Linked DNA regions of Homo sapiens: region 2 is linked to region 1. Evidence: chromatin contacts called from ENCODE Hi-C or POLR2A ChIA-PET data. All regions are on one chromosome and are shown on one strand. Each heading gives the region's core, a stretch centred on a gene start or an enhancer-like site at or near the end of the contact. The rest is flanking DNA. Distances are from core to core; before and after follow the strand shown.

Region 1 (4,720 bases), core at 1,943-4,442:
AGAGGGCAGAGGGCAGCGTGCCCAGCACCTGCTCTTGATAGGGAGGGCACTTCTAGGCTGGAATACTCAAGAGATTTGATTGTGTGTCATCAAAGCATGCTTTAAATACAAAAGCTGGCAGGGCACGGTGGCTCACTCTTGTAATCCCAGCACTTTGGGAGGCCGAGGCAGGTGAATCACCTGAAGTCAGGAGTTCAAGACCAGCCTGGCTAACACGGTGAAACCACGTCTCTACTAAAAATACAGAAATTAGCCGGGCATGGTGGCGAGCACCTGTAATCCCAGCTACTCATAAGGGAGGCTGAGGCAGGAGAAATCGCTTGAACCCAGGAGGCGGAGGTTGCAGTGAGCCGAGATCACACCTCTGCACTCCAGCCTGGGAGACAGAGTGAGACACTCTCAAACAAACAAAGGCTGTGAGTGGCCTGGAAGCTCGTTCTTCTAGCTCCTTTGGCAAAGAAAATGCCCCCAAAGGAGTGAGGGCAACAGACTTTCCAAGTCCCAGGAAATGCACAGATTCACATGCTGAAGACCCACCAGATGCAGGAAGGAAACGCCAGAACAACATGTTTGCTTTCATCTAAAAACATCAGAAAAAGTCTAAATGTTGCTGACATTTCCTGGGCAGCTGCCCTGTGGTCTCCCGTCTGGCCAAGGAGCCTCAACCCAGTTGCTCCCAACATACTCCCATCCCAGGCGAACCTATGCTGGTGATGCTCGGGAGGCGGGCAGAGGGCTCACGGAGGGAGGGCGGAGGGCTCACACCCTGAGGCTCGGAAGGCGGGCAGAGGGCTCACACCCTGAGGCTCGGAAGGCGGGCGGACGGCTCACACAGACCCACAAGGACCAAAGAGGAACGTGCAGGACTCCAACACAAACGGAGGACGATGGCAGAACAGAAGAGCTGATTAAGTTTCTGCTGCTTGTACCATAAACTTTTCATCAGCCAGACTGTTTGCCTGAAAGACCTAATCAAGGCTGACAAGAATTCAAAGCCATTTCAAAGTGCTCCTCAGGGGTGAACGTGGCCCCATGTCCGGCACATGCTCTGCTCTGAACGCTCTCTCTTCCAGCAGGGACGGCCCCAGACATCGAGTATCACAACCAACTCAAAAATAGACTGAAATGTCACAGTATCGCCAGGATCAAAAGAAGGTCTCTTAAAAATAAAGGGTTTCTTCCATTAATAAGTAAAACAAGAAAAAACCCAAAGATGCTCACTTGAACTTCATCTTGTTATGAGCATCCACCCGTCGAGGGCAGGTCTTGTGTTACTGAGCGCAGCCTGACAATCGCATCTGCACCGAGGCCCTGCCACGGCGGTTCACGGCAAGGGTCTGTGGCTCTCCTGTGCGCAGCCCAATGGAAAGGCAGAGTGACCGATGAGATAAACACCACAGGAACAGGGTGCTCCCCCCAGCACAGCTCGGGAGACCAGGGCTCAGGAACGCTAAGTGACTCGCCCAAGACCACCAGAAATGAGTTGGGAGGCTGAGGTGGGAGGATCACATGAGCCCCGCCCTGGGGGCTGAGGCGACAGTGAGCCCAGATAGCGCCCCTGCACTCCAGCCTGGGCACTGGAGTGAGACTTGTCTCAAAACAAATACAAGAAAGAATCTGGAAAACCTTAGTTACTATGAACTAGTGCTTTTCACTAACAAAACACAAGTATTTTTTAATTCTCACGTTTCTGATCATCTTTGTTTATAACATTTATAGGTTACAAACAATGAACTATTGTGGGTTTTTAAAAACTGATTACAGACTTTCAGGACGTCCAAAGGAGACATCTTTGTCAAGGGAGTAAAGTGGAGAATTCCAGAGACACGCACAGTTCTCGGTGGCAAGCCATCCGCTGAGGTGAGAAGGATGTGATCCATCAGCCAACCCTGCCTAGATGATGACACCAGCTCCGGAAGCCAGATGGAGCAGCTGGACACATTCAGAACAGTGCTTTCAAGCAGACACTGCTTGTTCCAATGTCAGCTCTATAAAGAATGTAACAGGGCCAGGCGCGGTGGCTCACGCCTATAATCCCAGCTCTTTGGGAGGCCGAGGCGGGCGGATCACGAGGTCAGGAGATCGAGACCATCCTGGCTAACACAGTAAAACCCCATCTCTACTAAAAATACAAAAAAAAAAAAAAAATTAGCCAGGCGTGGTGGTGGGTGCCTGTAGTCCCAGCTACTTGGGAGGCTGAGGCAGGAGAATGGTATGAACCCGGGAGGCCGAGCTTGCAGTGAGCCAAGATCGCACCACTGCACTCTAGCCTGGGCGACACAGCAAGACTCCGTCTCAAAAAAAAAAAAAAAGAAAAAAGAAAAAAAAAGAACGTAATGGTACAATTTTGGGGACCCCAAAAGGATAATGCACATAATAAACAACAAAAGCCTGAGGCTTCTCCCAGGCCCTGTGGCTGTAATCTCCCGGAGTCCCAGGCATCCTGCTGCTGGGAAGGGCCAGCTCCCAAGTGACCTGTGACCATCTTGGAGGGGTTGGTGGCTGCCTTGTCAGCAGGGCATGTCCCAATGCTAATGGTTCAACAGCCAGGCTTGACATCTTTTATTCTAAAAATCTACCACAGAATAGCCAAAGGGCAGTGGTGGGGATGAGGATGAGTCTGTAGGAGGGACAGTGTAAGGAAGGTGGAGCCATCTAGGGGCACTGCTCAGAGGTAGGCTCGGCCAGAGCTACAACACACCTTCGAAGATGAGTGGGGTTGGGGGCGGGGTGAGTCAGCTTCAACACACCCAGGATTCACCTCTCATCTGTCAAATCTGCTGATAAAAGTCACACCATGAAGGAAGGGCAGTCAGGGACTGTGCTCACCACGTGTCCCGGGGACAGGACACTTGCTGCCAGTCTCCAGCACCTCACAGGGAACCAGGGGGCAGGTGAGCTTGTGGAGAAACAGGAATCCTCGTGCATTGCTGGTGGGAACATATAATGGTGCAACTGCCAAAAAAAAACAGTGTGACGATTCCTCAACAAATTACAAAAGGACTAAGCATATGATCCAGCAGTTCCCCTTCTGGGTAGATATACAAAAGAACTGAAAGCAGGGCCCCCAAAAGACAGTTGTACTTCGACGTTCACAGTTCACACAGCATGGTTCCCAACAGCAAACCCGAGTGTCCCCTGGCGGATGACAGAGAAGCAGAATGCGTCTGCACACAGCATAACGCGACTCAGCCCTAACGAGGAATGCCTGTCACAGCCAATGCTGCGGACTCCACTCACAGGGTCCAGGGACAAACAGCAGCTGCACAAGAGGAAGGGCCCTGAGGGAGGAGTCTGGGAGGAACCACTGCTCATCGGCAAGCCAATCCATGGCCACAGGACAACGCTGCTGAAGGTACTGGAAGCCAGGGTGCTGGCTGCCCCTTTCTGGGGACACCTTTCCTTTCTTTTCCTATTTTTATTGAACACTGGGATGAAAGTAATGAAAAGTAGTAAATCCTTTCAAAACAATCAGATTTAGTTATGATGCTCAATTTCTGAAATCAATCTCTTCAAATAGCCAGTAAATGCTTCCTTTCCAAAGACTGAACCCTCTTACTGCTTTGAACAATGGAGGAAGTGAGTGAGGCACCAGATGCAACTTTTGACCCAAGGACACAGGTCAAGCTGTGACAGTTAACAACCAGGGTGGCTGGAGATGCTGCACCCACCCACGTGGCTTTGCTAGAATGCCACCACGTGCGGGCAGACACAGGCCACAGCCCCCACACCTCACTCTGGCATCAGCACTGGTCCCGCATGGAGCTGTGCCGGCTTGCAGAAGACGTAGAGCACACAGGCGTGTTCCTTCCCTTCTGTTGGCCACATCACAGCTGCATATTCACGGGAGTGAACATCATCTACACAACAGCTTCCACGTTTGCAAACATGCACAGCTTAGCGACCACGTTTCAAAGAGCCACGTGGATAACTGCCTATATTACTGGTACTCAATTTCCAGGTTGGGTTGGTAACTGGATTGTTTACAACACAAAGGATAACTAGTTGAGAAGATGGATACCCCGTTTTCCATGATATCATCACTACGCATTGCATGCCTATATCAAAACATCTCATGGACCCCATAAATACATTCATCTATGTACTCACAAAAACTTTAAAAATAATAATTAATAAATAAACAGAATGACTAAGATTTCAACTGTTTACCCAGGATGCTGCCTGCAGCTCATTTCAGTGACAACCCACAAGCTGCCCTCGCTGGCCCTGTGTGCTGAGGACGGGACATCTGCACCCAGCCCTAGATAACCCCACGTGCAAACCACTTCCCCTGTGCCGCTAAAACCCACATCTCACATTTCAGTTATAGTTTGTTTTTTGCCTGTAGGTTTTTTTTTTGAGAATAGGGTCTCCCTCTGCTGCCCAGGCTGGAGCGCAGTGGTGCGATCATGGCTCACCACAGCCTCGACCTCCTGGGCTCAAGTGATCCTCCCACTTCAGCCTCCAGAGCAGCTGGGACCACAGGCATGCACCACCACACCTGGCTAATTTTCTATTTTTTGTAAAGACAAGGCTATACATTTCTTATATATGTCTAAATCGTCAGTATTAAACACTGACAGAGCAAAGCCTTTCTCTGCTTCAAATTTTAATATTCCAAAATATATAAAACATCATTGTCACTGTCCTCATCTAAAAGACTGATTCTGGAAGAAAAAAAAAATCAATCTGAAACAAGATCACGGAAATGCGATCTGTC
Region 2 (4,524 bases), core at 1,986-4,485, 84 kb after region 1:
GTGATCATACCACTGCACTCCAGCCTGAACGACAGAGCAAGACCCTGCCTCAAACAAAAACAGAAACAAAAACAAACAAAAATTTTAACCTTTCTCTTAAAAAAAACAAAACCAAAAAAAAAAAAGAACTGTATTCTTCCATTCATATAGAAGATAAACATCACAATGGGAAACTCCCTCTGTGTGGCACGTTGTTCAAATCCACATGCATGCACAGTCCCAGAGTCTTCTTTCCTACCCGCAGCACTGAAGGTTCAAGGAAGTCCCACTGTTTTCAGTAAACTGAAAACTTTTTTGGAAAATGCTGTTTTCCAGTATAGACAACTGAATCCTAAGCACAAATATATAGGACCTCTGAATATGTAAAAATTTAAAAGCAGACAACACTAAATTAATGATTTTACTTTTAAGGAGATAAAATGTTCCTTGACTTGCAATGGGGTTACCTCCCAATAAACCCAGTGTAAAGTCAAAAATCCTAAGTCGAACCATCATTAAGTCAGGGACTATCTGTATACACTTTCAGTGCTAAAAACTACACCAAAGAAAAAACAAGTGTCAAAGTTCTCCATGTAAAACAGTGATCCAGGGATATGGGTGAGAAAACCCATCTAAAATGCAATGTGATATTTAGGATAAAGCTGAAACACACCACAGCGCCTCAGCAATTGAGGCTGTGAATACAACCACACAATCAGCAAAGAAAAGCTTGTTCTATTCTTCATCTACACCACTCACACACAACACCAAAGGTGTTCTCAGCACACCTCCATCCACCTCAGATCTATTCTTCATCTACACCACTGACACACAACACCAAAGGTGTTCTCAACACAACTCCGTCCCCCTCAGAACTCTGTGGAACGTTTTCATTCCCAATGATCACCAACAGAGCCAGCTGTAAGCTCAACTCTAACACTACCCACAGTGCAGCTGACCTAGACTGATGGGCGGCCTCCGGAGAAGTCAAAGACTCCAGCTCTACTGCACACACCCACAGCAGGAGAGGCCTGTGTCTCTCACAGGTGTGGGGTCTGAGCCGCAGCCCACTACCTTAACTCCATAATCTGTGACTTGGCTCTTATGAGGAAGCTGACAAAGAATCAGAGACTCAGAGGAGATCACAGCCTTTCAGGACTGAGGTCTAAAACACAGAACCTCTAGCCCAGTGCTCACCCGCAACCATTTCCCTGCCTCTTCCTACTTCTCCAGTCCTCAAGGGGACAATGGCAGGGTTCACAGGATTCTTCCTCCGGAAGAATTCAGTGTGCTGTAATTAGAAATGAACATTTTATCAATATGTTCACGTAAAATGTACATGTTCCCCTGGGGGGAGGGATAAATAACAGTGGAACTAGGAAAAGCAGACCACCAGAAAATGTCTCGGTCCAGCGTGGTGGCTCAGGCCTGTAATCCCAGAACTCTGGAAGGCTGAGGGGGGAGGATCACATGAGGCCAGAAGTTCAGACCAGCCTGAGCAACACACTGAAACCTCAACTTTGTAACAATAAAAACAGAATAAAAACTTAGCTGGGCATGGAGGTGTGCACCTGTAGTCCCAGGCACTCAGGAGGCTGAGGTGGGAGAATTGCTTGAGACCAGGAGGTCAACACTACAGTGAGCTGTGAGTACCAATGCACTCCAACCTGGATGACACGACAAAACTCTGTCTCAAAAGGAGGGGGAGGAGGAGGTAAGAGGGAAAGGAAGAAAGCATAAGAAAATATCAAGCACAAACTAAGGGCCCCAAAAAATCCAACTCACAGCAACGTGGGCAGAGCCCTGGAGAAGCCAGAGGACATCCAGGCACCACCCAGCAAGGGGCTACAGAAAGGGGGCCACCTGCCTCCAAGCCTGCCGGGACTGAAAATAAATCCATGTGGCATCAACAGGAACATCTGTGGCTGTGTGGCAATGCGTGTGAGTGCGCATGAATCCTGGTGTGGCTGGTGTGTGTCACAGTCAAAACGGAAAGAGAGAGCGCATCGTGGTTTATAAAAAATAAGTTTCCTTGCGGCCAGACACAGTGGCTCACGCCTGTAATCCCAGCACTTTGGGAGGCCGAGGCGGGCAGATCATGAGGTCAGGAGATCGAGACCATCCTGGCTAACACCGTGAAACCCTGTCTCTACTAAAAATACAAAAATTAGCCGGGCGTGGTGGTGGGCGCCTGTAGTCCCAGCTACTCGGGAGGCTGAGGCAGGAAAATGGCGTGAACCTGAGAGGCAGAGATCGCAGTGAGCCAGGATCGAGCCACTGCACTCCAGCCTGGGCCACAAAGTGAGACTCCGTCTCAAAAAAAAAAAAGTTTCCTCGCTATGCATGCGCTAAAACCCTCTGGAGTGAAGTCCTAAAATATTTAAATGAATTTTCATTCTGAAGAGACTACAGAACTTCTCAACACAGGCTCTCTTACACAGACTCTATTACACAGACTTTTTTAAGATCTTGCACATCCAATGTCAGAATATATTCCATCACCCAGCAACAAAAGCAGTCAGGAAAAAAACTTCAGAAAAAGAATTATTAAAAAATACGCAAACCTGGCCGGGCGCGGTGGCTCACGCCTGTAATCCCAGCACTTTGGGAGGCCAAGGCGGGCGGATCACGAGGTCAGCAGATGGAGACCATCCTGGCTAACATGGTAAAACCCCACCTCTACTAAAAATACAAAAAATTAGCTGGGTGTGGTGGTGGGCACCTGCAGTCCCAGCTACTCGGGAGGCTGAGGCAGGAGAATGGCATGAACCCAGGAGGCGGACTATGCAGTGAGCCAAGATCGTGCCACTGCACTCCAGCCTGGGCAACAGAGCGAGACTCCGCCTACAAAAAAAAAAAAAAAAAAAAAAAAAACGCAAACCTGACTCTTAAAAAATTAAACATACCCTGCATAACTGAACAGTGTCCACAAGCAGGAATCTCTCTGGATGGCAAGGTGGCAGCCGACTATGGCACTCACCAAAAAGGCACCTTCCCCCATCATCCATGCAAAGACCTTTCCCAAAGCCACCAGACCTCCGTTCAAACAACTCAAATCCGGTCTAGAAATTAAAAATCCTTGTACTGAAAGCAAAATCAGGGTTAGCTGTGACTAAGATCCAAGAAATAAACTTTTTAAAAAGTAATAAACATGAATTCATCAGTATGAAAAAGGTCTGTGCACAGTGAGCAGTTGGCACACCGATGCAGTGCACCGAGGGCCAAGGCGAAGGCCGCAGGGGGAGGAGGCTCAGCAGAGGGAGGACACCCCAGCTGACAACGCACGCCCACTGGTGCCAGTGCTTTGGAGAACATGCCAGGTCATGTCTACGCTTTCCTCACTAAGGATTTAATTTCAGTATTCTACAATCTAACTCTACACTCTCAAAACATAATTAGAAACAATGTTTTGAATGTGATGGAGGGATGCAGTAGAGCTTCTCTAGAAAATGCTTTTGAATCTGTCTCAGAAAACCACCTGTTTTGTAGAGACCAAGACTCTTCCTCCATTTTGGCTCAAGCTGGATCCTGAGTAAAAGACAATCCCACAAACGCCCCTTTATGCACAGCTTCCCCCACACGCTGTTTGTCTCTGTTTCTCTCTCTCTCAATACCCCTAGATTTTAGGTCAAAACAAACCTGTTTCCACCAGCTGGACAGTATCATTCAGGAACGGTTTTACGCATCAAAGACTCATTTCCAGATAAAGCTGAAGCTCCAGGGAGGAGGCCTGTGTCCCACAAAGGCCAGGTGCTGACACGGTTAGTCCTTTCCTCCCCACCACCCACCAGGAATGTTGCTGGAACCCAGACACGCACAGCAAGGTTCTGCTGTTTACCCTGCTCCCCGGTGGCAGGAAGGTGTGTGCCCTATTCTCACTCCAACCCCATCACGGCCTGGTGAGCCTCCGGCGCTCCTGCCCCTTACAGCACAAGCCGGCCACCACCTCCCACGGGCCCTGACACTGTCACTCAACACCTCACCACAGCACCCAGCCTCTGCCTCTTTCATTAGACATAAGCAAGGATTTTTCCTCTAGCCAGGAAGTTTTTCAAATGTGAAGTATTTCATTTTTTTCTTCTTATTTTTTTGAAACAGAATCTCGCTCTGTCATCCAGACTGGAGTGCAATGGTGCAATCTTGGCTCACTGCGACCTCTGCCTCCCAGGCCCAAGCAATTCTCCTGCCTCAGCCCCCGTGTAGCTCGGATTACAGGCATGCATCACCACGCCCAGCTAATTTTTATATTTTCAGTAGAGACAGGGTTTCACCCTGACCTCAAGTGATCTGCCCGCCCTGGCCTCCAAAGTGCTGGGATTACAGGTGTGAGCCACCTCACCCGGCCTCAAATGTGAAGTATTTCAAATCGAACTTGTTCACAGTCAAGGCAAGCATGGCATGCTTGCTTTGGCCAGCACATGTACTAAAAATTCGAACAACAGAGACGATTACCATAGCCCCTGTGCAATGATGACATGCAAATTTGTGAAGCATTCCATACTTTAAAAAAAACACACACAGATTGGGACCTGCTCTGCAAGGCAT

What was found. Hi-C counts contacts between places; a loop is a spot of excess contacts on that map. ChIA-PET counts read pairs that join two places held with the same protein, here RNA polymerase II (POLR2A). Pooled maps may share reads with other maps.
Region 2: a map of astrocyte of the cerebellum shows a loop between it and region 1 (3-fold over the local background). The contact joins two enhancer-like sites. A Hi-C loop is called at or near these places in 2 of 168 maps with a recorded cell type or tissue (CD4-positive, alpha-beta memory T cell and astrocyte of the cerebellum), 4 of 37 single-sample maps with no recorded cell type and 9 of 50 pooled maps. POLR2A ChIA-PET finds 5 or more read pairs at or near these places in 11 of 52 experiments (BJ, CD4-positive, alpha-beta T cell, GM12878 and 8 more).

What each region holds. Positions count from the first base shown.
Region 1 is chr16:89,354,484-89,359,203 of GRCh38, forward strand. All of the region lies in intron 2 of ANKRD11 (ankyrin repeat domain containing 11), which reads right to left. The region is part of intron 1 of LOC128462377; the gene reads right to left. Among named protein-coding and RNA genes, the nearest start is that of ANKRD11, 130 kb to the right of the region's middle. RefSeq lists enhancers at 2,455-3,341, 3,342-4,228, 4,436-4,505. Within about 2 kb of position 3,193, at least 16 of the 41 ENCODE cell types and tissues checked have a DNase peak (open chromatin) inside an H3K27ac peak, as active enhancers do.
Region 2 is chr16:89,438,941-89,443,464 of GRCh38, forward strand. All of the region lies in intron 1 of ANKRD11 (ankyrin repeat domain containing 11), which reads right to left. All of the region lies in intron 1 of LOC101927817 (a long non-coding RNA gene), which reads left to right. It also overlaps the pseudogene RNU6-430P. Among named protein-coding and RNA genes, the nearest start is that of ANKRD11, 49 kb to the right of the region's middle. Within about 2 kb of position 3,236, at least 27 of the 41 ENCODE cell types and tissues checked have a DNase peak (open chromatin) inside an H3K27ac peak, as active enhancers do.